Linked DNA regions of Mus musculus: all the other regions are linked to region 5. Evidence: chromatin loops called from intact Hi-C (ENCODE). Cell type or tissue: heart. All regions are shown on one strand.

What was found. Hi-C counts contacts between places; a loop is a spot of excess contacts. Peaks named below come from ENCODE experiments on the same cell type or tissue, not always from the same donor. Only the 100,000 strongest peaks of a DNase experiment are listed, where the experiment ranks them.
Region 1: it touches region 5 in a loop (5-fold over the local background); 20 of 42 quality-filtered maps call a loop at or near these places.
Region 2: it touches region 5 in a loop (2.7-fold over the local background); 22 of 42 quality-filtered maps call a loop at or near these places.
Region 3: a loop joins it to region 5, with 3 times the contacts of the local background. A loop is called at or near these places in 6 of 42 quality-filtered maps.
Region 4: it touches region 5 in a loop (9-fold over the local background); 23 of 42 quality-filtered maps call a loop at or near these places.
Region 6: it touches region 5 in a loop (4-fold over the local background); 11 of 42 quality-filtered maps call a loop at or near these places.
Region 7: a loop joins it to region 5, with 8 times the contacts of the local background. A loop is called at or near these places in 14 of 42 quality-filtered maps.

The regions. Positions count from the first base shown.
Region 1 is chr9:48,584,583-48,588,582 of GRCm38, reverse strand. It overlaps a transcript of Nnmt not described here. Among named protein-coding and RNA genes, the nearest start is that of Nnmt, 19 kb to the left of the region's middle. In heart, no CTCF peak of the experiment used is centred here; no DNase peak of the experiment used is centred here.
Region 2 is chr9:48,457,174-48,461,173 of GRCm38, reverse strand. The region is part of intron 4 of Gm39335 (a long non-coding RNA gene); the gene reads right to left. Gm39334 (a long non-coding RNA gene) reads left to right here. Exons shown (of 2, transcript XR_870723.3): 1 at 1-907; 2 at 1,519-1,755. Among named protein-coding and RNA genes, the nearest start is that of Gm39334, 2.1 kb to the left of the region's middle. In heart, a CTCF peak has its summit at 2,025 (motif pointing right); no DNase peak of the experiment used is centred here.
Region 3 is chr9:47,527,298-47,531,297 of GRCm38, reverse strand. Cadm1 (cell adhesion molecule 1) reads right to left here and starts at 946. Exons shown (of 11, transcript NM_207675.2): 1 at 793-946. The coding sequence starts at 925. In heart, CTCF peaks have their summits at 1,081 (motif pointing left) and 1,573; DNase peaks (open chromatin) are centred at 307 and 1,017; H3K4me3 peaks cover 2,164 bases; H3K27ac peaks cover 2,096 bases; H3K27me3 peaks cover 938 bases.
Region 4 is chr9:48,352,930-48,356,929 of GRCm38, reverse strand. It overlaps a transcript of Nxpe4 not described here and a transcript of Nxpe2 not described here. Among named protein-coding and RNA genes, the nearest start is that of Nxpe4, 7.1 kb to the left of the region's middle. In heart, no CTCF peak of the experiment used is centred here; DNase peaks (open chromatin) are centred at 1,919, 2,599 and 3,389; H3K27ac peaks cover 1,179 bases.
Region 5 is chr9:48,264,618-48,268,617 of GRCm38, reverse strand. It overlaps Gm51672 (a long non-coding RNA gene), which reads left to right. Exons shown (of 4, transcript XR_003948154.1): 4 at 1-4,000. It also overlaps a transcript of Nxpe4 not described here. Among named protein-coding and RNA genes, the nearest start is that of Gm51672, 17 kb to the left of the region's middle. In heart, a CTCF peak has its summit at 1,790; DNase peaks (open chromatin) are centred at 1,337 and 1,777; H3K4me3 peaks cover 822 bases; H3K27ac peaks cover 596 bases; H3K27me3 peaks cover 722 bases.
Region 6 is chr9:48,557,806-48,561,805 of GRCm38, reverse strand. It overlaps a transcript of Nnmt not described here. Among named protein-coding and RNA genes, the nearest start is that of Nnmt, 45 kb to the left of the region's middle. In heart, a CTCF peak has its summit at 1,800 (motif pointing right); no DNase peak of the experiment used is centred here.
Region 7 is chr9:48,616,734-48,620,733 of GRCm38, reverse strand. No RefSeq gene overlaps it. Among named protein-coding and RNA genes, the nearest start is that of Nnmt, 14 kb to the right of the region's middle. In heart, a CTCF peak has its summit at 1,838 (motif pointing right); DNase peaks (open chromatin) are centred at 2,013, 2,413 and 3,023; H3K4me3 peaks cover 470 bases; H3K27ac peaks cover 700 bases; H3K27me3 peaks cover 938 bases.

The DNA of each region.
Region 1 (4,000 bases), 320 kb before region 5:
ATATGCCCCAGTACAGGGGAACAACAGAGCCAAAAAGTGGGAATGGGTGGGTAGGGAAGTGGGGGGGGGTTATGGGGGACTTTTGGGATAGCATTGGAAATGTAATTGAGGAAAATACGTAATAAAAAATATTAAAAATAAAAGATGTTGCTTCTTCCTCCTAAGGAATAATTAGTGGCTCGGAGAAACTGATGTGCAAACAAAATATAACACCAGAAATTAGAGAAGGGCTCGGATGGAGAGATAGTAGTACTGGATGCTTGAGGGAGAAGGGGCCAAAGCCCATAGTGTTTGTTCTGCATCTTGCAGGCCGAATAAGGGTGTGTTTGGTGACTCAGGAGGGAAGAAGAGCCTGAGAGCAGTGTGTACCAAAGCATGAAATGACTTTTGCCTGTCGGAGGCCCACCCTCTACTTGGCTCGATCTTTCAGTAAACCCCAGACCTAAACAAACATTCGGCTTCTGTTTTTGTTTGTTTTTGCCTTTTTCTGAAATAAAATAGACCCACCAAGTCATGAGCAAACACAGACTCAGGGGTCACTCTCGTCCCAGCTTGTAAATGTCTTTGACCTCTGACCACTCGCGCTTGACTTTTTCCATCGGGCTTTCTAAGGGAAACGTTGAAGAGTTTCACCCTAAGCAGACTTGTGTGATGTAGGAGACTGTAGGGCTATGCATAATGCCCTGGGGAAGAACAGAGAGAAAGAAAGCTATTAAAGAGGTGGTTAGCCCATTTAGCGTTATGCAGCCCAGCCTTGGTAATTCCTATCATCTGGCTGTCAAGAGTAATCAAAGGACATGTTCATGATATGGCTTACCAGGCTCCGCTTTGAAGACTGTGACTGCCTCTCTAATTTTAACCTCCGGCCAACTTGGAGATTCGAGGCAACCAGTAAATCATGTAGAGGGGAGAATGTTGGAGATTGAGGACAGAAAATATGATCATCATTAGAGTAGCACACCACTCTCATCAGGCTGGGGACCCTTCTCGAAAACAAGGGCGATAGGCATCTCTCAGGACTGGATTGAAATCAAATGAGATGCCCATAAAGCCATTCCATAGCCTGCTATGCTATATTAGAAATCTGCGGTATAATTAACTCCTTCTAGAACAGCTATTGAAACACAAGTTGCTACATTCATTAGATTTTCTTAACGAACACTTGGAATCCAACCTTATTTAGAGCTAGGCATCCACTCAGAAGATATTTACCATATTCTCATTACATTCTAAAGCTTGTCTCTGGCTTTATGGGCCTTAATCCCTGAGGGAGGGCAGAGGTCATGGAGTCTCACAGCATCTAGAAAGTATGTGGGCTAGTTAGCTTTAATTGTCAAACAGCCTCGAGTCATCCGAGAAGAAAGCCTATATTGAGGGATTGCTTAGATTAGATCAGCCTGTAGGTGTGTATAGGGGGATTGTCTTGATTGTTAATGGATATAAAAGGGCTCAGCCCACTGTGGGGAATACCATTCATTCTCTAGGCATCTATGGTGGTTCTGGGTGGTATAAAAAAGACAGGTGGGCATAAATTACCTAGCAAGCATTCCTCCAGGACTTTTGCTTAAGTTTCTGCCCAGACTTCCATCAGTGTTAGACTGTGACCTGGAAATGTACGCTAAATTAATCTTTTCCTCCTGAGTTGCTTTTGGTTAGAGTGACTTGTGTGTTTGTTTGTTTGTTGCTTTTCTTTCTCAGCAACAAAATAAACCTATAACCGTACACTGTAATAAATAGGTCTTTTGGTGCTCAGGAATTGCCAGCCTGTTCTGACAGAGTCCATCCAAACAAGACATGCCAGGCTTGCCTTACAACTGTGCCTCTTGTTCATAGCTCAGGTCTGTGCAGCTCAACTTTGTTACTAAGACATGTTCAACTTCTATACTGAATTTTGAATACTATAGCAAAGAGAAACACCACTGGGAATGGACTCAGGGGCGCATCCTGCTTCGGATTTTGCAGTAGGAGTAAGAATCTCAGCTTTTTGGTCCTTCCTCTCTTCTTTGCTGGCCAGTTTCATGCACAGTGGAAGCAGATTGTTTGGCCTCTATGAGACCAGCAGAGGGCGCACACGGCTCTTACTAAAGCCTTTCCAAGCCTGAGACCATGTACTCCAAAAGGAATTTAAATAGAAATTAAACCTTCCAAAACAAGAAACCTATTTCCTTTGGACACTCATGAGGTTGCTAGGAAAAGGGGAAGAGATCTCAGCACATTTTTCCTCTAACAAAAAAAATATGTGATTACTTTTACAAATATAAATTTTTTTCCTTTTGGGTTTATACACAAAATGCAAATTTTAGTCACCCTATACAGAGGCTCCAGGCCAGTTTAGTGTGAGAACTGTTGAATATTAGATAATGTGGTTAACTTACCATCATCTCCTATTTCCTGTTTATTTAACAAAGGGACAAGAAGTTTTTGTGCTTTTGCAAATCTTTTAATATTTAAAAAAAAAGTATTTTGGTGGCTTTGGTTGCTGACTAAAAGACTAGGGTCCAGATTCTAATTTTAATTTTAATGGTGTCTGATAAATAAATGGGAAGACTGGGGCTGAATTGCGAACCTTCCACAGACCATTGAGTTAATATATTACCTTTGTTCTGACTTAAGTGTTGAAAACCAGAAAATAGTTTCTTTCCTGTTTAGATACCATCTCTTCCTTTTCAGAGAAAAAAGGCCTTTGGATCTTTAATAAACAGGTAGGTTGGTTTTAGCCAGGTGACTTTATACTCTTGAGGAGCAGGTATGCAGGCAGAATAGCACAGGAAGCAAGGCAGATGGTCCTAGAACAAGCTGTTGGCTGATCGCTCCTTACTGATCAACGAGGAGTCTCTGTCCCCCTTCACTTGTCCCACCTTCTCCAACTTTCTAAGTGCGGCAAAGTTCTGCAGTTGACTATGACCTTTACCCTTGCCAAATCAATATATTGACTTCATCTTTCTAATGTGAGTCAAGACTTGGAAAATGAAAAGCTAAAACCTCTTGTTTAATTGATGACAAGCTGAGACTGGGGTCAAGCCAGAGGACTTCACCTCTGAAAGCCCTGTTTTCCACGGCACAGAATGAAGGGTTGAATTATGTACCCACAAGGTCCAACGTTCTGTGGTTTTATTCATTAAAAACCATGCTTTTGGGAAGAGAATTCTAACACATATACCACCGGAATTAATCTCATCCTTTAAGATTCCAGTAAGGCAGAGAGGGCTGAAGCTCAGTTGGTAGAGTGATTTCCTAGTATACACAAAGCCCTGGGTATCGCATGAAACCTAGTGTGGTGGCTCGTGCCTGGATTTCCAGCACTCAGGTGCTGAGACAGCCGGAGAGCAGAAGTTCAAAGCCATCTTTGGCTACATATGGAATTTGAGTCTATCCTCAGACCTTGTCTCAAAAGAATTTTTTCAAGTGAAATTAGCCCTACCCATCCATCATTCACACAACCAATAATTTCCCTCGGCTTCCAGGGGTTGGGGTTGGGGCTGGGGGTGGTTTGTATTTTTCCTGGTGACCCCTGGATTAGAGATTGCCCTGATGTTTAGTTTGGTAACCATCTCTTTCTGAACTTGGCCTGATCTCTTTCTGTGTATCACACCCCTGAGCCTATGGTCTCCAGGAATCCTACTGGCTACCACATACTATAGGCTTGACCATAGGATGAAAGCAATTTAAACTTGGTGTCTGCACTAGTCATGGTTCTTCACAGGAATAGAGTGAATGGAATGTATGTATAAGAGGGGGTTGGTTAGTTGGCCTTGCATAAGCAGAGACTGGAACATCTCTGACTGAGTCGTCTCAGACGATGACTGTCTCCAGGCTACAAAGCCAAAAAAGCCAGTAGCTGCTCTGGGCAAGAAGCTGGAAGCCTTGGAAAGAGGAGCAATAAGGCAACCCCAGGATGAGCGGAGAAGGCCTCTCTAGCTCAACTTGGGGTTCAAAGGCTGAAGAATCTAGAAGTCTGGTGTCTGTGTGTGACAGTCACAGCAAAACCTGAGCTTGTCCA
Region 2 (4,000 bases), 190 kb before region 5:
GCTGGCCTCGAGCTCAGAAATCCGCCTGCCTCTGCCTCCCGAGTGCTGGGATTAAAGGCGTGCAACACCACTGCCCAACTATATTCTTCTTTTGAAGAACCTAACTTTGCTGGTTGTTCTAGAAGTGGAGTGCTCAGGTCTCTGGCCTCACTGCACTCACCGACTTAAGATTCTGGCAGACATTGTGCACATGCTACGGTGCTGAGGTAATGGCTCCTGGTGCGGGGCTGAGGAAGCTGTGAAGAAGGCAGAGTCACAGAAAACAGTGGTGTTAAGTAGCAAAGGGTATGCCGTATTCCGGAGACCATCGGGGCATCTGCTGATGGAACATGATGAGTGAGGGAAGGGAGACCCCAGATTCTGCTGAAGAGTAAGTGTTTACTGAGAGGGTGGGTGGGTCTAGCCTGTAGTATGTGTTTGCCGAGAGGGTGAATGGGCCTTGCCTGCTACAGCTGTGATTCTGTCAGGTCCTTATAAACAAAAGGGAACAAAACCTCTACATGATGATGATGAATAAGGGGATGGTGCCCAATCTGGTCAGTTGAAGCTCTATAGTGTCTCACTTGGGTATCCAGACTTGAAGCCATGTTATTCCAGGCAAACACACAGGGGCCTGCTGTGTGGTTCAGGATACTGACTAGTCTATATTGGGAGTCCTTAGAGTTACCGTGTGTGTGTGTGTGTGTGTGTGTGTGTGTGTGTGTGTGTGTGTGTGTGTGTGTATGCGTGTGCACTGGCTATATCACACGTATGTTGAGGCCAGAGGTTGACATCAATGCCTTCCTCAGTTGCTCTCCACTTAGTTTTCTGACAAGGTCTCTCACTGAACCCGGAGCTTCCTGAGTTGCCGGCTGCCCAGTGGTCCACAGAAGTCCACAGGTTCTGTCTTCCCAGTCCTGGGATTCAGGTACACAACACTGTGTGCACCCTGAGCCTCTCCCAGCCTTCTGTTTGCATGGCAGGCTCTTTACTGACTAAACTCTGTCTCCAGACCTTGAAGACCTGTCTTGATATTAAGTAAATTTTTCCCCTATTAGTCTCCTCAGAGTTAATAGAGTGAAGATTGGAAAAAGCTCAGATTTGAGTGGGATCCTTCAGGAAAGTGTAAAGGGACTGAGGGCTGACAGGGGCAGAGGTTGCAGGAGTGCAGATGAGTAATGACATTGTAAAGCTTTGCATGTAAGCTTTCTTCTCTCTTCTTTTCTTTTCTTAAATTTTATTTATTTGTGTGTGTGTGTGTGTGCAAGTGTGCACACGTGCATGCTTGTGCACCACACCTGTCATTGTGTGAGTGTGAAGGTCTGGGGACAGTTTGCAGCATTTCTTTCCACCCTGTAGGTCCTGGGGACTGAGCTGACATCTTCAGATGTTTAGGATTTACCTGTATTTACCAGGTTTTTAGACCTGGTCTTTCATTTACAGAAGAGAAGGGTATTTATTTAAACGTTTAAAATACTTTTCATATGTGTGAATGCTTTGCCTTAGTGTATATCTGTGCACCATGTGTGTGTATATTAGGTGCCTGTGAAGGCCAGAAGCTGCAGTCACAGGCTGTTGTGAGCTGCCCTGTGGGAGCCGAAGCTAGATCTTCTGGAGGAGTCGCCTGTGCGCTCAACCGCTGACCCATCTCTCTTGCCACCTACAAGTCTTATTTTTGAACATTGAAACACAATATGGCATGACTTATGCATATAAAATATCCCTCAAGTATGTGTTCATTGTAATTTTTAAAAATAAAAAAATAGATTATGTATATGGGTAGTTTGCCTGTATGTGTTTATCTGAGTGAGATGTGTGTGCCTGGTGCCTGAGCCGGGCAGAAGAGGATGTCAGAATTCCCCAGGAACTGGATGGAGTTCCAGGCAGTTGTAAGATGCCATATAGATGTCGGATTCAAACCCGAGTACTCTGAAAGAGCAGCAAGTGCTTGTACCACTGAGACATCTCTCTAGTCCCTCATGATTGGTTTTTAACATTTATTTTATTTTTATTTATGTGTTCTCTATATTTGGGTCATGTGAGTGCAGGTGCATATGAAGGCCAGAAGAGGGCGCTAGATCCCCTGGAGCTTGGGTTATAGGTAGTTGTAAGCCACATGATCTTATTGCTAAGAATCAAACTCAGGTCCTCTGGGAGAGCAGCAAGCACTTTGGGACTGTCTCACTAGCTCTGGCTGACCTGGAACTTCTTATGTAGACCAACCTGGCTTTGAACTCACAGAGATGCTCATGCCTCAGCCTCCTGAGTGCTGGGATTAAACTAATATACCACCGTGCCTGGCTTATGATATACTTGTGACAGTGAAGTAAAGATAGCTTAGTGGGCTGCACAAACAAGACCTGAGTTCGAATCCCTGGCACCTACATAAAAAAGCTAGATGTGGCTGAAAACACTGTAATTCCAGCACTCTTTGGAGCAGGGACATGTTCATTGGGACTTGTAAATATATGTATATATATTTGTGGTCACACAAATCTAAAAAATTTTCCAGTAGTGTTTTATTTGTATGAACTCTTAAAAATTCTCCTTAAGATGAGTGTCATTTTGTAGATTGTATTTTGGTGTTAAGATATATAGGTTTGCTAAATCTATTCTCCCTCCCTCTCTTTCTTATAACAGAGCTGCATTAGACTTCCCACGCATAGTCTTTATGCAGGTAATTTTTATGACAGTTATTGAATAAATTTGTTGCTTGTAGCTTGAAACAACAAAATGTACTTAGATGAATAAAAAGTACCTTTATTGAAATCCCCGCAGTGAAAATAATTTTGAAACTGCAATTTGAAGCTCTATTCTGTTCCTCCCTTTTCCTATTATAGTCTTGATTTTAGTGTCTCTATTTGAAAGCCCAAGGCTCCCTGGTTCTGTAATCATCCTGGGATTATAGCCTGTGATTTGGTGTTTTTATCAGTGATTTGGTGTTAATTTTGACTAGCACTAGCATTGTGCAAGGGAGCACATTTCCTTGTCCTTCCATGAACAATCATAGAAAATAGTCAAAAATAATTTTTTGGCAATTTAAGAGGAGGTACAGATTTTTTTTTCAATTTTATCCATTTCTTCACTTAAAAACTTTGGCTTTTTAAAAAAAATACACTTCCTGTGTATAATTGCCACTCTTCACGAATGTTTTTGTCTTTATTTTCTGTTATAGAAGCAGTGCATCTTTTTAAAGTATATAAAACCCTATCGATATATTTAGGATTCTATCATCCCTTCTTGCAAACACTCCCCCAGTGTACCATCCGCCTCTTAACTGTAACTTAGCCTTTTCCTTTACACGTTGGAGATTTTCACTCCTATGTATGTGTCTGTGTGAGTGTGTGCTTCTGTGTGTTCATGTACCCGAGGAGTTGTGACCTGCCTGGCCTGACAGGGACTGGACTCAAGCTTGGGTTCTTTGGAAGAACAGCAAGGGCCTTCCCTGCTGAGCCAGCTCTGCAGCCCCTGGCTTTGTTGTTTTTTTGGTTTTTGTTTATTGTCTTGTCACCTCCCACCTGTCTCTCGGTCTCACTGTCAAGGGCAAAAGTCTCTTGCTTTTCTCCTTCCATGTAGACTCTTCTTTTATTACGAGGCACAGGCGATCTTACCGTGATGCCGGATGTGGCTTGTAGAATTGACCTGGAGGGTGAAGGGTATGAGTTCTGGCCTTGGCTGGTTCCGTTACGTCACTGAACATCCCATCCGGTCAGACAAGTTTGGAATACTCGGTGACTCTGGAATAGCTTCTTCCTTCCTTCCTTTCTTTCTTTCTTTCTTTCTTTCTTTCTTTCTTTCTTTCTTTCTTTCTTTCTTTCTTTCTTTCTTTCTTTCTTTCTTTCTTTCTTCCTTCCTTCCTTCCTTCCTTCCTTCCTTCCTTCCTTCCTTCCTTCCTTCCTTCCTTCCTTCCTTCCTCCCTCCCTCCCTCTCTCTCTCTCTCTCTCTCTCTTTCTTTCTTTCTTTTTTTAAGTTTATTATTTTGTTTTATGTGTATGGGTGTTTTGCTTCTGTATATGTCTGT
Region 3 (4,000 bases), 740 kb after region 5:
ACCTGCGGGCCGCTTGCCCGAAGGACGCGCAGCCGGGAAATCCCGGATCCCCACTCGCGGCAGAGGCCTCGGTGGCGCGGACAACCTGCGGGCTCCAAGAGCCCTCCTGCAGCGGCGGCGACGAGCGGCCGCCCCCGAGCCGGGAACTTTCCCTGCCTGGATTCCAGCCAAGCCGACCCGCAGCCTAGCGGAGGGGGCCGAGGGGCAGCGTTCGGCTGGAGGGAAACACGAGAGGCGTGCAGAGCTCTCGGGCGGGGGACCTGGCTGCAGAGCGCGGGCAAGCCGGGAAGAGGACACGACGGTGGGGATGTCCTGGGGACCCGCGAAGGAGAAAGCTTCGGGGAATGGAGAATCGATCGGGGGGGCGAGCTGGAACGGAGGGGGCGAAAGCTTAGCCCAGGGACACAGGAGGACCTGCAAGTTCCAGGGACGAGAGCGAGTTTCGGAGGGTCCGGAAGGTTCGGGGCGCCTCCGAGGGCTCCCCTTCCCCCCACGCGCTAGCCCCCGGCCCCGAGCCCACTCCACTCAGCACCCCGCGCTACGCCAGGAAGAAGAGGTGTGGGTGCAGCCATCCCTGAGGGCGCCCATCCGCAGCCGGCGGATAGGAGAGAAGGGGCGCCGACCCCTCGGCCCCTTCCATCGCAGCCCCGACTTTCCTTGCCACGCTCCCGCCGCTTTGGATTTAGGAAGTGGGGGAAGGTTGTCATGGAAACGTCCCCCCTTCCATAGCTACGGCTCCTGGGGGTGCCCGGGGGGGTTTTCGGGACCAATCCGCGGGTGCCCACAACCTACCTGTGGGGATCAGTGCCGCGGCCGAAAGGAGCAACAGCAGGAGCCGGAGCCGGAGCCCTGGAGGCGCCGCCGCCGCCGCCACAGCCGCTGCCGCCGCACACTGGGATCCGCTCGGCAGCACAGCACTCGCCATGTCGGGCACCTGCCTCAGACTGGCGGCGGTGGCTGCCTCCCGAGCCCGAGCGGACAGCTAATGAGATGCTAATGAGATGCGCTGGAGGCGGAGTCAGGAGCGACCAATCGTGGCACCTCGAGCCCAACCCGGCTCTCCGAGAACTAGCCCCCTCCCCCACCCCGCCCCCTGGCGCTAGCGTTCGGCCGCGCGCCCGCGCCACCTAGGGGCGGGGCCGAGGGGCGGGGCCTATGCAAATATGTTTACGTTAAAATTCGGCCTCGCTTCCCCGAAGGAGGAGAACCTGTACTGGCCCGCGTCCGGCTCGGTGGCTGGGGAGGGGGTTGCGGCTTCAGGAGGCGGGTCTCTCGCTTTCGTGCACCTTTACTAGGAACCTTTACGCCACTCGCCGCGGCGGACTCCTGGTCGGAGAGTCTGACCGCGAGATTCCTGGGCCGGGGCACTGCGTGGGCATCGGCCTATCGAAGTCATACGTTACAAAATTTCCTTTCCCTCACCTTGCACGAAGGAATAAGATCTTTGGGAAACCCGGGAGTGGAGAGTGCGAATGCAGGTCCCCGGATTGACAAAACAATCTGAGAGAAGTGCATGCGTGCTTTGCACGTCCGGCGGAGCAGGAGAGCCCGCTCAACAGCCTAGCGGCAGACTAGGGGATAGTTGGAAGACTGAAGCTGTGGAGTCGGGGTTCTGGGATTTTCAAGTGGATGTTTGGCTGTAGATTCTGGGGAAAGGTAAATCAAGGTGGGTGTGCTCAGGCTTCCCAGCTTGTTGGAAGTGTCCTTCCCATGTTTAGTAGATTATAGCATATAAGTAATATGGAATATTTAAGATTACACGCACACAAAAGCAAAAAAAAAAAAAATCTACCGGTCAGGGTCGTGGGGAAGGGAATGTAGGGAACCGAGGCAGTGATAGAGTCAGTCGAGTTCCTCTTCCAGGGCTCGGTTCAATTCCCTTCTCTCCTATGCTTCCAGTCCTTTCTAAGGCATCTAGAGACCAACAGGTCCTCACTTTAGTTGTGTCTCAGAGAGGTTCTCCCGCTGACGGGACTTGCATGCATCTCTGGACACACTTCCTCCCTCCCCGAAATTATCTTTGATTTCTTTTCAACAAGGCAGCCGGCTCTCTTGTTTGTCTGCCTTTTAATTACTTATTTTCTTTCCCTCTAGAAGACCGTGTGTGCTCTGACCCTCTGTTGCTCAAGCATCAAATTGAAGGACGAGCCGTATTAAGTGTAAAGGTTTATAATAATTTAAGTATTCATAGAATGCAGAACAATAAGATGTAGGAAATACAATTTGCATAATAAATATCAATATCACAACAGCTAAAACAAACCATGACAAATTATATGTGGCTAAATGACCAAGAGATTACTGAATGTAAATTGCTGAATCTGAACTATAGTCTAGAAGAGCTGTACCAAGCCCTCTGTCCTCATGTTGCAAATAAATTAAAAATAAATAAATAAATATCAAAAGGAAGTTAAGATCGGCCAACCCATCAAATGAGTTACACATTAAAGCAGCCTCATATTATCCATTATGCATAAACTAATTTTCGAAACTGCCCTGTCTCCACATCCCTGGATCTTCTGCTCTGTAATTACAGGCCCCAATGCACGAACTGCAAGCAGTCCTCCAGAAGTGGAGAAAGCTCCAGTAGGCAAATCACAGTATACGAGGCAGAAAACCAACACCATGTGACCGCCAGGATAATGCCCAGTCTGCAAAAGCCAGAAGTGAAACTACCTAGATTAGACGTGATACAAAGCAGATTTCTACCAAAATCAGAATGAAAAACTCAGAGACTGTTTATTCTGACAACAGGACAGGACGGACTGCAAAGTCAGATCCTATATGTCAGCCACAACAGTACAGAGCCGGACACTCAACAATATTCACTATTCTTTATAGTACTGCTACTATAAAGACCTTGAGCTGATATCAAGTTTATAGTTAACAAAGGACTATTGTGACCTTGAGTTCTTATCAAGAAATTCTTGTGCACAATCTTCTTTAGTCTCTGAAACTACCTTCAAAATTGATACTATTTATTTTCCCCATTTTTTTAAATATAGCATGGTTAGAAAAATTAAGCACCAGCCTTTTAAAAAAAATCACAATTTCTAATTGCAGACAGAGAGGCAGAGCCTTCACAACTAACCACGATGCTGCACTGTGCCTCAATAAATATGTGTTAAGTGAAGGAATACATTTCACATCATGATGCATGAATAATAAGCAAAGGAGAGCTGTATTTTTAACATAAGGTGAAAATATGCCAGCAACCCAGAAACGTTTTTTGAAAATAACAGGATTGCAGCAGACTCCTAAGGAAAAGCATTGCTCCTGAGGCTGAGGCTCCAAGAGAATCTAGCCAGGCCCGAGTCCTCCCACTCTCAGCACGCAGTATGGGGGACATTGGAAGATGTGGAGTGTTTTCGTCTCCCTTCATTCTCTTGGCACATCAAATGAACACCTACTCAAATTTCCAGTTGGCAAAGAACAACATGGGACATTTCTATAGGAAATGCCAATGCTGTGTGGCTTACCTCACTGGAAGAATGCAAACGCCTTTAAAAATTTCCTCAGAAATGCCACCTGCCATGGAGAAGTTGAGGAAGTTAGCCCATCCAGTTTTACCAGGTATGGAAACTGAGGACTGATAGCCTCTTCTTCCACACCAGGATCTTCCTGAGAACCAGAGGTGAGACTCCTGGACAGAGCAAGCTGTTGTTCCTCTATCCCCTAACCGTACTCCCCTTCCACCCCCTCCCCACTTTCACACCAAAGATGTCACCAAGCATTTTAACATATGGAACATGTGAGGAGCGCATCAAATTCCCACAGCCGCTAAGTACAAGTTATGACTAGCCTGGCTTTCTCATAGTAAAGCGCGTCATTTTCTGCTCCGCGGACTAGAACTCATCGCCAGGAACAACTTCCAGCATTTTCCCCTCGCTACATGGATTGAACCAATTTTAAAAACCAGATGGTGTTTTTGCCATTTATAACTGATAATCAATTGTTTTGTGAATTTAATTTTTTTTTCAAGAAAGAACTGAAATACTTA
Region 4 (4,000 bases), 88 kb before region 5:
GAACCAGTAAATGTTACTATGTAGCCTTTTAGATAGCAAAGGCATGTGCTTCTATGCCTGTAAGTAAAATAGTTTGAAATTTCTTTTTCCATGTAATTTTGTAATGTTTTAATCCATACTCCTAAGAACACTGTGTGGAAGGGTGGAATCCTCGGGCCACAGAAGAGTTCTGGGTACCAAATCAACAGAACATTCAAGACCTCATCTTTGCATCCACCATAATATCGTTCTGCTGACTTTAATAAGTATATGATTCCCATTTACAAGTCAATCCCTGTCCCCAAATTTACAGCCAGAATAAATCTTTCTCATTTAAACCTTGTTCTCAGACCAAAGTAGAACAGACCGTAAGGACAGTCTTAGCTGTCGACTATTTTTCAGAGTGGGTTAGCTTCAAGAACACATGCTTTCTTTTCTTTATAAATTGTTTTTTTTTAAGTATATGAGTTTTTGCCTACATACACACATGCATACCATGTGTGTACCTGCTGCCCACAGAGGACAGTGGAGAGTGTTGGTTCCTCTGGAACTGGAGTTACAGATAGTTGTAAGAGCTATATGTGTGTGTGAGAAACTGAGCCAGGGTCCTCTGTTAGAATAGCAAGTGCTTTTTGCCTAGGAGCCCCTACATGTATGTCCTTTACAGCTTAATTTTCTGAAAAATCTATTCTGTTTCCACTTCCCAGGAAGATCCATGCATCCCACTTGAGCCCTCCTTGTTTCTTAGCCTCTGTGGGCCTGTGGATTGTAGCATGACTATCCTTTACTTAACAGGCAATATCCACTCATAGTGAATACATATCATGTTTGTTTTTCTGAGTCTGGATTACCTTACTCAGGATGATTTTTTTCTAGCTCCATCCATTTTCCCACAAATTTCATAATGTCATTTTTTAAAACAGCTGAGCAATATTCCATTGTGCAAATGTATCACCTTTTCTTTATCCATTCTCTGTTGAGGAACATCTAGGTGGTTTCTTGTTTCTAGCTATTATGAATAAAGCTACTATGAACATAGTTGAGCAAGTATCCTTGTGGTAGGATAGAGCATCCTGTGTGTATATATACCCAGGTGTGCTATAGCTCGGTCTTGAGATAGATACCCAGTTTTCTAAGAACCTCCCATATTAATTTCCATAGCTGCTGCACAAGTTTGCATTCCCACCAACAGTGGAGGAGTGTTCCCCCTTGCTTCACATCTTCGATAGCATAATCTGTCACTTGTGTTTTTGATCATAGCTATTCTGACAGGTGTAAGATGGAATCTCAAAGTTGTTTTGATTCACATTTCCCTGATGGCGAAGGATGATGAACATTTTTTTCATTTTTTAAAAGATATTTGAGATTCCTGAGGGCTGGTGGGGATGGGAACAGGAGGGGTCAGGTGGGAGGGGAGGGGAAGTGAGGGAGAGGGTACTGGGAGATACAACCCTGATTGGGGAGCATTTGAAGAATGATATAGAAAACTATTATATTGGAAATTTCCTGGAATCTACAAGAGTGACCCTAGCAAAGTCTCCTTGTAATGGGGGATACAGAACCCAAATTGTCCATCTTCCATAACTAGGCTCCCAGCAGTAGGGATGACATTACCCAGTCACAAAACCTTCGACCTACATTCTGTCCTGACTTCAGGATGTGCTAGGGTAATGGTGGCACAGAATTTGTGAGGGAGGCCAACAAATGACTGGTCCAACTTGAGGCCCATATCATGACCTGGCCTGGATGGCCAGGAACCAGAAGCTGGATAGTCCAGAGACCCACAAAAGAATCAAACAAGACTGGCAGAGCAAAGTAAATGAAATGACTCCTAACCGTATTCTGCTATACTCGTAGACTTACCAATTGGACTTAACCCAATTGTCATCACAGAGGCTTCATCCAGCAACAGATGGGAGCAGATGCAGAGACCACAGCCAAACACTAGGTGGAGCCAGGGAACCCTGCAGAACAGGAGAAGGAAGGATTGTAAGGAGCCAAAGGCACCATGAGGCCAAGGCCCCACAGAAACAACTTAACAGAACTTAGTAGGGGCTCACAGAGACTGAAACGACAGTCACAGAGCCTGTCTGAGTCTGATCCAGGGTCCTCTGCATATATTTTATGGTAGTGTAGCTTGGTCTTCTTGTGGGAATTTTAAGAGTGAGGGTGAGGGCTATCTCTGGAACCCTGTTCTTGGAATCCTTTCCCTCCTACTGAATTGCCTCATCCAGCCTTGATATGAAGACCTGTGCCTCACCTTATTGTAACTTTTTATGCCATGTTCAGTTGATATTCTTGAAAGGCCTGCCCCCCCCCACCTCCCTCTAATGAGTGGATCTTGGGGGAGAGAGAGGTAAGTGAGGACCTAAGTGGAGGGAGGGCAAACTGCTGTCAGGATGTAGTGTATGAGAAAAAATTTTAAATTAATTAAAAATAAAAGCTTTATTTTCTTCCCAGGGATCCTGTCTTCCTAACACATTTTGTTTAATTTGAAATGAGCCCCGAAGGGCTACGGATAGCTGTCCCAAGCTGTCCCAAGTAGTAATGTGAACCCATCTGGACAAGCTGGTAGTTTTGTCTGACCTCTCAGAAACCAAGGTAACAGGCCAACTATGTAACTGGAAACCCCCAGCAGTAAGCACAGCTGGAACACAGCTGACTCAGGGCTGCAGGGAGCAGGAAGCCTATGTAGTGGCTGCACAGTGGGTAAAGATAATCAGGCTACGTTTTCTTGCATATATTCTCCATGGCTTATGTTTAATGACATCGGTAGCAGGGCAGGTGATCTGAGCCTAGAGATAAATACTCTCAGAGTTCTCAACATGGCCCTCCAGGACGCATCTACAAACCAGAAGATTGTTAGACAGATAAAGGTTGCTTGATGCCTTCCACATCACTCATCCTTATTGACTTCTCGCTGGAACTTAAATTTTAAAGGAATCCTTAAAATCTAAGTGAGGCTCATTGAGAGTATGGGAGCTTTAGAGACTTACTTGGCCCATAAAGATACTGTACCTACCTATAGCCTCTTCTATGTCATCTTCTCTGAGTTCACAGGAGAGCCTGGGACTGCACTAGACTCCAGAAAGCCTCCTGCTGTGATCAGGCCTCCGGGAGGGAAGGGGCCAGACCCTCCCAGGACCTTTTGCCTATGCTAGGGATTGGAGCGAACACTGTGATTCCCAAGCACTTATGAATACCCTCCATGACTGGGGAAACAGAGCAGGAAAAGAGCTGTTTCCTTTGAAGTGAGCCCCAGGATATGGTATATGAGAGACTTTTAAAAATTAATTCATAAATTAAAAATAAAAGCATTATCTTCTTCCCAGGGATCCTGTCTTCCTAACACATTTTGTTTTGTTTGAAATGAGCCCCAAAGGACTATGGCAAGCTGTCGGGACCGACAGGAAACCAGGCTGGGGAGAGGCAGGAAACTGGCTTGCCTAACATTGAAGTTTGGGGGGAGTGATATTGTTTCCCAGAAAGATCTTTCTACTTGCAAATGTCCATAGAAAACAGATGCAAAGCATGTGCTTGGTGGCATACTGACAGGATATGTAAATGGAGGACATGACCATTCCAAGGTATGGCTCAGGGGAAGGGTTTTTTTATTGTAGATAAGAGGGAGTGTACTGCCAGGGCCTCTGTGAAAGTTCAGAGCAGGGAAAGAAAGTAGTAGACTGACTATGGCTTTGAGGGAGAAGGAGAGGGAGAGGGAGAGTGAGAAGGAGAGGGAGGGAGGGGGAGAGGGAGGAAGAGTGAAGAGGGAGGGGGAGGGGGAAGGAGGAGAGAGAGGAAGAAAGGAAGGCAAAAGGGAGGACTAAGAGTGGAGAGCAGGCCAAGAGGAATGCATAGCAGAAATGGCAGGGTTCTGTAGGAGTGGGAAGCTGGGGAAAGAGAAGCCCATGAACAGGGCAAGTTTAGGGCTGGGGAAAGAGAAGCCCATGAACAGGGCAAGTTTAGGGTAGAGGGCAGAGTGAGAAGCGCTGAGAAGACAACCTGGGTGGGGGCAGCAAAC
Region 5 (4,000 bases):
TGGGATTGTACCACAGAGCCAGGAAGCTTGCTGGTCTCCCTGCCCTGTGAGAACACAGAGAGAAAGCACTGACTATAAGGAGCCAGACAATGAATGTGGTAGCATCTATGATCTCAGACTTCTCAGGCTCCAGAACTGTGAGAAGTAAACTTCTTATTGTGTGTAAGCTTCCCAGCCTCTGGTGCTTTGTTACAGCAGCCCTAACAGGTTAAAAAAAAAAAAAAACCCAAAAACCTAAAACAAAAAGACCACTAAGATAAGAAGTGGCAGGCACTCTCAGGACTATTTCATACATTTGTGGTAAAAACAGGAAACAAAGAGATTCAGAAGTCCCTTAAGCATTCAAGCCAAGACAGAGAGAATATGGATGACTAGAGAAGAGTCCAGTCTGCCAACATCCAGCACCAACAGAAGGCTCACTTGGCACCAGCATCCTTTTCATTTTCATTTTTCCTGTCCCTCATATGAAATTCCTTCCTCCTGCTCTCTCTCCTCCTGTGAACAGAGAGAGCTTTATAACAATCAAGACCATTTCCAGGCCAAGACAACCAATTAAAAGTAACACTTCTCTAAAACTGCAAACAGTCCCCTCTCCAACGCAAACTTTTTAATCAAGGAGGCTGCCTTCCACATCCTTTCCTAATAGAGCTTGGCCTCCATCCACCAACATTAATCACTCCAAGATGGCCCGAGAACCTATGTAATGTCACCGCCTAATTCTTTTATTAAAGGTCGTTGGTCTTTGACTGAGAAGATGTGTTTTGTCTCCCATCCCCAGCCATCTGCCCCACAGTCTGAGTCTAAAGACGTCTATTCTCTCATCAAGGACAGTTGGAGACCTCTGCTGAGCCCCTTGTCTTTGAAACCTCTCTAAAGTCCCAAGACGCTTTGAAATGCAGCACATTTTGGCCAAGGCGCTTGAATGTAGCAGAAGTCTCCAAAAGACACATTCAGCTCTGGAACCTGACTTTTCCACTTTCTTTGGTAGGGGTTGGAATATGAAAACACCGCACTTTGCAAACTAGCATTTTTGGGGAAGGTATTCAATTTGCGATTGTCCCCGGGAAAGCACTATCCTGAGCTATAGCCAGGATATACAGCCAGGAACTGTTTTCTCACTGGCCAAACTTTGGAGACTGGTAAGTACAAAGGACTTTGCCGCTAAGGATCGTAAACAACGGAGTTGATGAAAGTTTGTTGAGCAATAATGTCTGACCCAGGAACACGGTGCAATACAGTTTGGAGCTACCAGGCATGTCCGGGGACGCTGGAGGGAGAAGAACGGTTCAGAGAGCAGTGGCTCCTGAGGACCGCCCAGTGGATGTTCTAATGGGTGGAGAGGAGCTTTCCACGTGACGTCCCTGAGCTGCTCATGGAATGGGACTGTGGTGGGAAGCCTCAGGCTGGACCAGTGTGCTCGGCAGAGCTTGCCAGTCAAGTGTACAAGGGACGCGTGTGCACGTGTGTGAGCGCGCCTGGGCAGGTTAGCGTGGTGTGTGGTTCGTAACAGATTCTTTGGAGCTTCTCTCTGTGCACATATCCCATGCAGTCTGCAAAGCAATGAGGCTTATTTAACATTCACTGTGGGACAAATAAGAGAAAATTAAAAGAGCAATTTTAGGAGGGAATAATTGTTTTCCATACACTATAATTACAACTGCCTGTAAATGCCGCTATCATAAACGAATCTGCCGTTTAGAGTTCTCTTAAATTCTTTCCGTAATGAACACGCTCTGAAGGCGGGAGACCTCGGCGGCGCTCCAGTTGGGGATGCTGGGCCTGCACTGACCCCTGGCGTCTGCCTTGGGCAGAGATCTCCCACCGCAGGCACAAAGCCTGGTACCCAGCTGGGCGAACTCCCTTGTCCTTTTCTGTCCTTGGCTTTACAAACATCCCGGAGACCCTTGGGACAGGAGTAAATCTTAGAATCTCTGACTTCCAAGGTCTCCTGAGGCGATTTTTATAATATTTGCGTCGACATTGTTTCTCCTCTCTGGCTCTCTTCCTCAGCAAACAGCACCTTTCAATTGCCACTCAAAAACCTAAAGGTCATTTCTGATCATCCCTTCTTTCCTACCATAGGGGTGAGCAAGCCAGGACCCCTCAGACACCGAGACTTGGTGACGGTGTGCCTCCGATGGATCTCTCCATCCATCCCGGAGAGACACCAGCCACCACCACCCTCCCTGGATAGTACACATCAGCCTCTGAGTGACTTTCTTGCTTGAGACTTAGTGTCTCCAGGGATCTTCCACTTTTTAACTTACGAAATTTATTCCTCAAGTAACCTTTGATGAACCAGAAAGACTGCTGTTAATTACTTTTAATAAGTCATGGTGTGAACTTGGCACAATCACTTGGGCAATCTTCCTCTTTGTTAGGGTTGGGGCAAGAACAGGGCTTTTCTATCTTTTCTTTTTAAGGCTTTCCATTATCAATTCCCTTAGTGCCCCGCCCTTTCCCTTTGTTTCCAGAGAAATCTCTTAGACCAAATAAACTCGATGATTAAAATAAAATTATTTCCTGCTTTTCATGAAAGACAGAGCTGACTGATAATTGGGGCATCTGGTCAGGAGAAGATAACCAACATTATCATAAAGAATGAACATAATCCCAGCCAAAGGCAGAGCAACAGTCCGATAGTTTATCTAGCCAGTGCAGTCTTATCAAGACAAAATCTAGCATCTCTGTTAGCTTTTCAAAAAATTGAGAAAAGCACATAGCTTCAGATTTCGGCTATCCTAGATCCTCTGTGATAGTCTGAAGGAAGTGACTCTTGGGGTTTAAACTGCTCTGGGATTCTAAGTGTCAGCCGCACTCACACGCTGCAGTATTCTTGGCATTCTCTCGGTGAGCATAGCCCTTCTTCCTTAATTGCACCTGGTCCATAAATAAATATTCCATCTCCAATGCCAGCTCTAATTAATTAAAATTGGGAGGAGTTCACCATGCCACTTGCAAATTGAGCATATATGTGTAAAGATCTCAGAACAAATTAATTTCACATAGATTTAATGATTGATTACTTAATGCATGCTAATTAAATGTTTGGGGGAGGGGACAAAGAGTCTAATTAGTATTAATTTTTACATTGCCAAGTTCTACTTCCAATTTCTCTTTTTCCTTTTTTGGCCACTCGTTATCTGAACACTGCCACTTTCCTTTGATGTTATGCTCTGTTCTTTGTCTTTCCTCTTCCTTCTTTACTGAAAGGCTTATCATTCCTCTCAGGTATAGGGCTGTGTTCTTGAAGCAAGCAGTCACGTTCCACTTGCTCATTCTCTTTCTCCACATTGCAAATCTGGGTTCTTAAAGAATAAGGATACGACTTCTTCCCAGTTAATCAATTAACATCAATTGCTCTCTTTTCTCTGTCTCCTCCCCTTCCTTCTTCCCTCTCCTTTTCTCCAAAACTAGGTATACAGTTCTTAATGGTCTCATAAGCAGAAGTAGAGGGAAGGGGACCAGAGTGAATTTAAGAATGACTAGGAAAAAATTGAACCATGTAGACTCTGTTAGATATTAGTGTTAACATTAATATTATATTTGGGTATTAGAGTGGAAATTTCTGATTTCTTTAACAACTCAGAAATGTGTCACCTGAGGCTTTTCTGGAAGCTGTCTTGTGAGAGGGCATGTGATGGTTTCTGAAAACAGACAGGTGAGAGGGTGCGTGATAGAAAGAGTATAAGTAGGACCCTACAAACAGTGAGAGGAGGCTCTTGCATTGCTACGCTGTGCAGTGCTTCGCTGGTCTTCAGTGGTCTTCGTTAGTCTTCACTTCACAGAGAGAAATGCGTCAAAGAACTTCTTGTGGTATTCTGGCTGATTCGAACTGCTTCCACAGGCTCATGCCCATTCAGTGGAGCCTTGCTGTTTCTGTTGGATTGTGCAACCTCTTCTGGTTCATGTTTGGTGTTTGCTATTGAACTGGACAGCTGGTATCCTGACAATGAAGAGTAGAATTGCCCCCAAGGAACTGCTTCTACATAAGTTCACA
Region 6 (4,000 bases), 290 kb before region 5:
ACTCAAGAAAAAAAATGGACACTCTGAAATGGGCTCATATCTACAAAGGAAATTTAATCAATAGACAACAGACTATGTTACGAAAGAGTCCATTGGTGAATTCTACCAAATTTAAAGAGGAAATTTTACCAAATGTCCTAAATACTTTCCCAGAAGCCAGAAGCAGAGGGGAAAGTTCCTCATGTGCTCTATCATCCATCATCACCTTAGTAGCAGAGCCAGACAAAGGCCTTACACAAATATAAAACTATTAACCATGGTCAGCCATGGAAGACAGATGTAAAAACCACATTTTGAAAAACGAAAGCCAACAACAACAACAAAAAAAGATTATGTACCATGGCCAAATGAGATTTATCCCAGTTATGCAAAGCTGCTTCAACATTTATACATCAGTCCATCATATCAACAGGGGAAAGGGGAAAAGAGTCATATCACCATATTAATAGATTCATAGCAAATGGATAATGAGAAAAACTTTTAGCAGATAGGACTAGAGGAAAAGGTCTTTAACTTGATCCTGTCTATAAAAACCCTACAGATTAATATCTTACTTAATGGCGAGAAACTAGCCTTGTTCACACTACAGTGTGAATACCACGTAGGCATCCAAATGTGAAGAAAGCAGTCGTGATACAATTCCTTGGCTCTTTCTAAATGTAACCTGAAGTAGATCTCAGAGCAAATGTAAAACTACAATGCAACACAAGAGGAAGTCTGGGTGACCTTGAATTTGCCTTGACGGAAGTGACATAGAACGCACCGATGACGGGAGCAACCTGTGTGACCACTCCATTCATTTCGAGATCTCACATGGCTCTTTGTTCTTCTCTCTCCAAAGCATGGCAAACTCCATTCTCCTTTCTTGTGTATCCAGGGGCCTGGAAGTCCTGCCTATACCTTCTGCCCAGCAACTGGCCCATGGCTTTCTTTACTGATAAATCAAGAACAGATTGGGGAATAGGACTTTAGCATCAGAGCTGCACCCTACAATGGGGGACCCTTAGAACTCAACAAGAAGAAGCAACCCAATTAAAAATGAGCCAAGGGGCTTAAGCTGTCGATCCTCAAAGAGCACAGATGACAGCAAATAACTAGAAAGGATGCTCCACACTATGTCATTGGGAAATGAAAACTAGAACAGCAGTGAGCAGAGCCCAAATCCAGAACCTAGGACCCCACTGGCATACAAGGTGGATGGATGGCAGTGAGCATTCTCTGTCGGAGCTGGCAGGCATGAGAGGGCCAAGTCATTTACAAGAGAATCAGCAAGCTACAACTACTCTTAGCAGGTGAGTAGTGCCAGCAACTGCACTCTGGCCTTTACCCCATGAGGAAAACGAGTATCCATATAAAATTCTGCACATGGGTGTTTATGGCACTTTTTTTTTTTTATCATTTCCTACACTTGGAAGTAACCAGGGTATTCCTCAGTAGATCACTAGATAAAGACATTTTAGTATTTCTGGGTAATGGGGGAAAACTAAAACATATACTACTGTTTTTGGGTGTAGATTACAGGTAAAGCACTTGCTTAGCACGTTTGAGACCTGGTGTTTAATACACACCCCCAACACACAAACCACACACAACCACACACACACACACAAACACACACACACACACACACACACACACACACACACACACACACACACCATATATAAATTACTAAATTGAAGACACTAATCGGAAAAGGCTATATCCTATATAATTCCAAATATTTATGTTTCTAGAGAAGGTAAAGTATGGTTGCTTTCTCCCTCTGCCTTGGAGATGTCTTTCCCCAAGTGGCCACAAGATGGCTGCCAGTAGCTTTCGGTAATCAGGCACACTTTCACCTACTGAAGATGAAAGGTCCCTAGATTGGTTTGTAAGGAAGAATAAGGACACTCTCTTCCAGAATCCTGAGAAAACATGTTTGTCATCTACATTCGTGGGTCCTGTGCTTTTCCTTCATCAGCCACAAGTAGGAGGGCTGTGCCAGTTGCTCATTTCTAGACCTGAGTGTGGAGTCAGCCTTCATGAAGACTTCCCTCTGTCTCACAAATCTCAGAGGCCAGAGAGATGGCTCAGCAGGTGAAGAATGGTCCCACCAAGGCTGATGGCCTGGATTTAATCCCTGAGACATACATTGTCCTCTGACCTCCATATGCTTGCTGTGGCCCATGTGTCTTCCCATCACCTAGCCCCAAATAAATAAATGTCTCTTTCTATAATTAAAGAAACTGTCCAAGAAAAGTATCCCCAGTTTCTTTCTGTTTTGCATGGTCCACTCCCCTCACCACCTGCCAAGAAACGTATGTAGCAGATGTGCAGCTCAGTCTTCATATGGTCTTCCTGTGCGTCCCCCAACAACTGGAGAGTAGCGGGGGATTGTCCCTAAATCTGTTGCCTATCTGTGGAATCATGTCCTCTAACTGAGCAGCCTTGTCTGGGCTCAATGGGAGAGGATGCGTCTAGTCCCGCAGAAACTTGATGTGCCAGAGTGGGGTGATACCCAGGAGGAGCCTCCCCCTTCTCAGGGGAGGAGGGAAGGGGTTGGGGGACTGTGCGAGGTGGGGACCAAGAGGAGGGGGGCTGCGATCGTGATGTAAAATAAATAATTAAGTAATTAAATAAAGTAAAACATCCCTGTTAAAATTTATAGTATGAAATCTAAAGGTGGCAATATTTTCTAATCCAGAGAGCTCCCAAATAATTGGGTCAGAGGCCAATTTATAGTATGAAATTTAAAGGTCGCAATATTTTCTAATCCAGATAGTTCCCAAATAATTGGGTCAGAGGCCTATTGATTTATAAACAATAATAACAACAAAAAAGTCCCACTGTGTGAGGGAGGGAAGGACAGTCATTGTAATCAGGATGCTGAATTGAGGAACTGGGTGTCTCGTGTTCAGATCAGCACACTTCCTCTGGAGAGAATCACTTCCTCTTTTCCTTTCTCTGACCTTACAGGACGAGACTTAGAGGTAAAGAGGCAAAAGTGTAGGGGAAGTCCAACCCTGTCTAGTTCTGGAGATGTGCTTATTGTCTGCTTGCCTCTAGGAGCTGACAGGTGCACCTCCTGTGAAGGACCAGTGCGCATGCGTAGAGTTCCTATGTCTTTTTCTTCCTCTGTCAAAAGTAAGCCATCTGATTAAGGCTGCCTACTGATGATGTGCTTTGGTCTCTCCAAATGGCAACTCCAGCTAAAAAGAACTTATGTCTTGGGCTAGCAAGACGGCCTCATGACTAAAGACATGCCTGCTGCCAAGACTGATATCCTGAGTCCAGTCCCTGGGACCCACATAATGAAAGTAGAAAACCAATTCCCTCAAAACACACACATACACACCCCACCACCACCACCACCACCACACAGTTGAGGAGAAAAATACCAGGGGTTGGGGAGAATGATTTGAAAATATTAATTTAAAAAAGGGAAAGAAAAGAAAAGAAAAGAAAAGAAAAAAAAAGAAAAGAAAAGAAGGAAGAAGAAGGAGGAGGAGGAGGAGGTGGTCATGTCTTGAGTCTGCCCCTACTCTACTGGCTCTTCACTTTGCCCCATTGCTTTCACCCACCCATACCTTAGCCCCGGAATGATCTTTGTGTCCACTGCTGTACTGTCACTCTCAGGTGACAACTGTGACATGATGATCATCACTCAAATTTGAAGTTCTAGTCCTAAGGTTTCATTTACTTATCTTATTTCATTCTTATCTCTCCTCTTCCATATCTTTTTTATTTCATCTTTTAAAGTTTTAGCCTAGGTTGGCTTCAAATTCATGGTGATCTTCCTGCCTCAGGCCCTGAACATGTTCACCTTTCTGTTTTTCAAGACAAAATACTATTTTAATAGCCTCTCTTAAAAAGTGTGTCTGAGCCAAGCACCAAGGCACATATTTCAATCCCAGCATTCAGAAGGCAGGGGCAGGGGCAGGGGCAGGGGCAGGGGCAGGGGCAGGGGCAGGGGCAGGGGAGGCAGAGGAGGCAGAGGAGGCAGAGGAGGCAGAGGAGG
Region 7 (4,000 bases), 350 kb before region 5:
TAAAACCCTACAAATTCCAGGCAGACGCTGTACCACCAGGCAGATGCTGTACCACCAACCATGTCCCCAGCCCTCTCCTCTGTCATGTTTGCCTTTGAAAGAGGCTTTCACTACGTTGTCCAGGCTGACTTTGAACTCCCTCCCTCACCCAGAAAGGCATGACAGAGTCACACACGTGCACATGGATACTGTTATGACGCTTGCCTTCCTGTTGTTCTAGGAGGACTCTTGTCAAAGAAGCACACTGTGTGCCTGCTGTGTAAGGCTCTGCCCTCATTCTAGTTGGGTGGGGAAGATACAGCAGATAATAACAAATAAAGACCAATGCTTTTATGGGATAATCCTTGAAAAAGAATAAGCAGAGTTGTACCACAGGGGATAACAGAGGCTGGGGAAGGCTGGAAACTGGAAACTGGTAGAAACACATCAGAACGTAAGATCCCATAGGCAAATGACATGAGTACAGGGTCTATATACCTGGCGCTGAGCCCAAGCCTCATTCTGCAGAAGAACTCCTTGGACAGGAATTGCTTCTGGAACTCAGGTGTGCTGGCTCACGCCTGCAAGCCCACCCCTGAGGAAGCCGAGAGAGGAGGATTTCCATGATTTTAAAGCCTGTTCCTGGGCTACACGACAAATACCAGACCAACCTGGGTTATGGTGTCAGTGTCCAAAGACGGCAGGGAGGGGCCCTAGAGAAATGGCTCAGCAGTTGAGAGTGTTTTCTGTTCTTGTGGATGACCTGGGTTCAGACACCCACATTAAACAGCTCATGACTACCTGTAACTCCAGTTCCAGAGGACCTAATACCACCTTCTGGCCTCTACAGATACCGGGTACACATGTAGTGCAAATAAACTCATGAAAACACACACACACACATACACACACACACACACACACACACACACACACACACAGAGAGAGAGAGAGAGAGAGAGAGAGAGAGAGAGAAAGAGAGAGAGAGAGAGAGAGAAAGAGAGAGAGAGAGAGAGAAATTTTGAAAAGAAAAAAATGCTTCTCTAGGCAGGATCTATAGGCAGAATGGAGCTGCTCACAGGATGGACCAGTCTGAGGCTCCCACAGAGAAGTTGCCTTTTAACTTGTCAGCCTTCCCTTCTTCCCCTCAGGTCACCCCTTGAATATCTGTCTCTAATTGTGAATACTGGCCTGTAAGGGGCTTTTTCTTCTGGTCATAACAGAATGCTGCCTGGATGTTGCCCTGTAGCCATGACAACCAGAGCAGTATAATACAGAAGTAGCCAGATCTCTGGGGGGATGATCATGGCACCACCTCCTAGGGAGGGTCAGAAGATGCTCCCCTGTATTTCAGCCCTCACTCCCTTCCCTAGCCCCAAGGGAACTTGGGGGATGCTAAAGAATATGGAAGTGAAAGGTTGATCAAAGGCAGGACTCCACGATGCAGCCTCCATGAGGTCAATACCCATGATGGGTTGGGTCTTTTGTGGTGATATGTCTGTTTGGAGCCACCTACTCTCCTGTAAGTAACCCATTACCTGTGCTCTGCAGGAAAGGCCAAAACAAACAAACAACCAAACAACCAAACCAAATCAAATCAAATCAAACCAAACAAACAACCCCCCCCCCCAAAAAAAAAGAAAAAAAAGAAAGAAAACCCAACAACACTGAGCTCACCAAGCTGGATTTTGGGAAATCATATTTTGACCTTGCGCTGGTGCCTTTCTGGAGTGCCTGGACATGGGTTTACATTTTTCCAGGAAAAGCTATTAAGACACAAAGCCCTTGGGAGGCTACAGGATGACTCTCAGACCAGTGGGATCAGATCGGGAGTTTTCTTGGTTTTTCTTTCTTTGGGCACAAGGGGGCAGCAGAGCTCTGAATTTAGCAGGCTTCAGGATCAACATGGCCAGGAAGAGTCTTCCTCCCCGCTTCCTTTGCCAGACCACTCACTCCTTGCTTAATGCCTCTTGTCCTCCTAGATCCCAAGCCCTGAATGGGATAATCAGGAAGAGGAAGGGTGCAGGCAGCACAGAAATGCGCCCTTCACTCCAGCATGCGCAGTAGTGACTTCCCCTGCCTCCACAGCGGGGGCCCAGGACACTTCATCTCCCTCTGGGAGGGACGAGATACCAGAGCACAGTCACACCAGATGACCTTTGCAAGAGAAAGTTTTTTCAGCCCTCAAACCTCCCGAAGACCAGAGATTTGGGGCAAGCCAAGCCCAGTGGGCAAGGCATACCCAGGCCATTCTATTCTGCAATCATTAAGGCCAGAGCAAGTATGCTGTCCTTTGTGAGGGATGGAAAGCCTAGTGGTGGCTGGTGATGGGAGGGTTCAGGCAAGGAGCCAGGCAGTGTGAGCAAGAGCTTAAAGTCAAGAAACCATGTGGGCGCTGAGAGAGTTCCAGTTCAAAGAGGCAAGCCCTTAGTGTTGCAACCAAGAATAGACTCGTGCCCCCACGAGCTGGCTAAGCGCCTCTTTGGCCAGTTGAAAGCGCTTTCCAAACAACTTGGTACATTTCCATGCGTGCTTTTGGAAAGCTGACTCTGCAGGCAAGGGGCAGCAGGGATTGGAGGCAGGGAAGGAGAATTGGAGGCCAGGAAATGGATTTTAAAGCGGTCTTTTTCCTTGCGTGGGTGGTGGATCCATTTCTCTGTGCCCAGATAAGCATTTCTTCTGCAAACTGTGAACCAATAGACCAACACTGATGAAGGTGGCTGAACTGATTAGACATGCCTGTACCTCACCCAAACTTAACACGGTTTTTAGAAGCAAAAACTGCAATCGGAAAAAAAAATGCTTAATTAGGGTCCATCAAAATTAGGTTTCTGATGGAGTCAATCTGAGTAGGCAGACAGGCCAAAGGAAATTCTTGCAACAGATACAAACCAGTGGCCGATCCTGGCTAGAAGAGACAGAGAAGGTTTGCAGTTCCAGCAACAACAAGATAAGCAAAGACCAAAAGGACTGAAGGTGTGGCTGGGAAGTTAACAGAGGAGATTTCCACAGCAAGTGAGAATGGATTTTTGGCAGAGAGTATTTAACTTTTTCTTTACTTGTGAGAAGGGACTGGAGGGGGGTGGAGGCCAGAGCAGCTCCCAGCCTCCTTGTCCTAAGGGATCAGTGGATGGCCTTGCTTGGGCCAGATTCTGCAACCTTCTGATCCATCCCCATTTTTCTCTCCTTTTCTAATGCCCCAACTCTGGGATCCTGGCTGATCAAAGAGCCATACAAGAGAAGAAATCTGAGTGTCGAATGGCCACAGGCTGCCTCCCAAACCTCCACCCACTCACTGGGGGGGGGGGGGGAGAGAACACAAATGAGCATTTATTTTGTGAAGCCTGTGATCTGTGATCTTCAAGGCTCATCACATTGTTTAGCTTAACTCACTGACATGCAGGCTTAGCTGCAGTCAAATTTCTCAGAGAAAAGCAAAAAGCATTAAAGTGTATGTAGAATAGAGGCTGGGGAAGTGTAGTGACATAGCAGCTGGTAGGGATATGCTCCCTGTGCCCTGGACCATCCGCTGCCCAACCCTACTTGTCCTTGGGGTCGCAGATGAAATGTCATGGAATCAATGGCACATACTCCAGGAGCAGGTCATGAATGCTGCAGTACACTTGTCTGAATGATGCCGCAAGCTCCTTTAATACCCTCCACCCATGCCCCATTGGTCCCAAGAAAGCATCTCTTTCAAACAGCAGTTCTCAATTGGCTGGCATTGTTTGCATCAGCAATCCTTGGTCTCTCAGGTTTCAATTAGGTCCTCCTGTAAGAGTTGCCTTTGCAGCTGCGCGCGCGCGCGCACACACACACACACACACACACACACACACACACACACACACACACACCCCCTTGTTTATACAGAGGCAGCCACCTCCATTCCTTCTACAGGGACATTGACTGGGGTGGTCTGACTGGGTCAATCTGGTGGCTATATTAGGGCTTAACACTTCCTGTCCCGTTAACCTGTCTCACGTAAATGCCTATTTGGGTCCGTGCAGAGGAGACATAG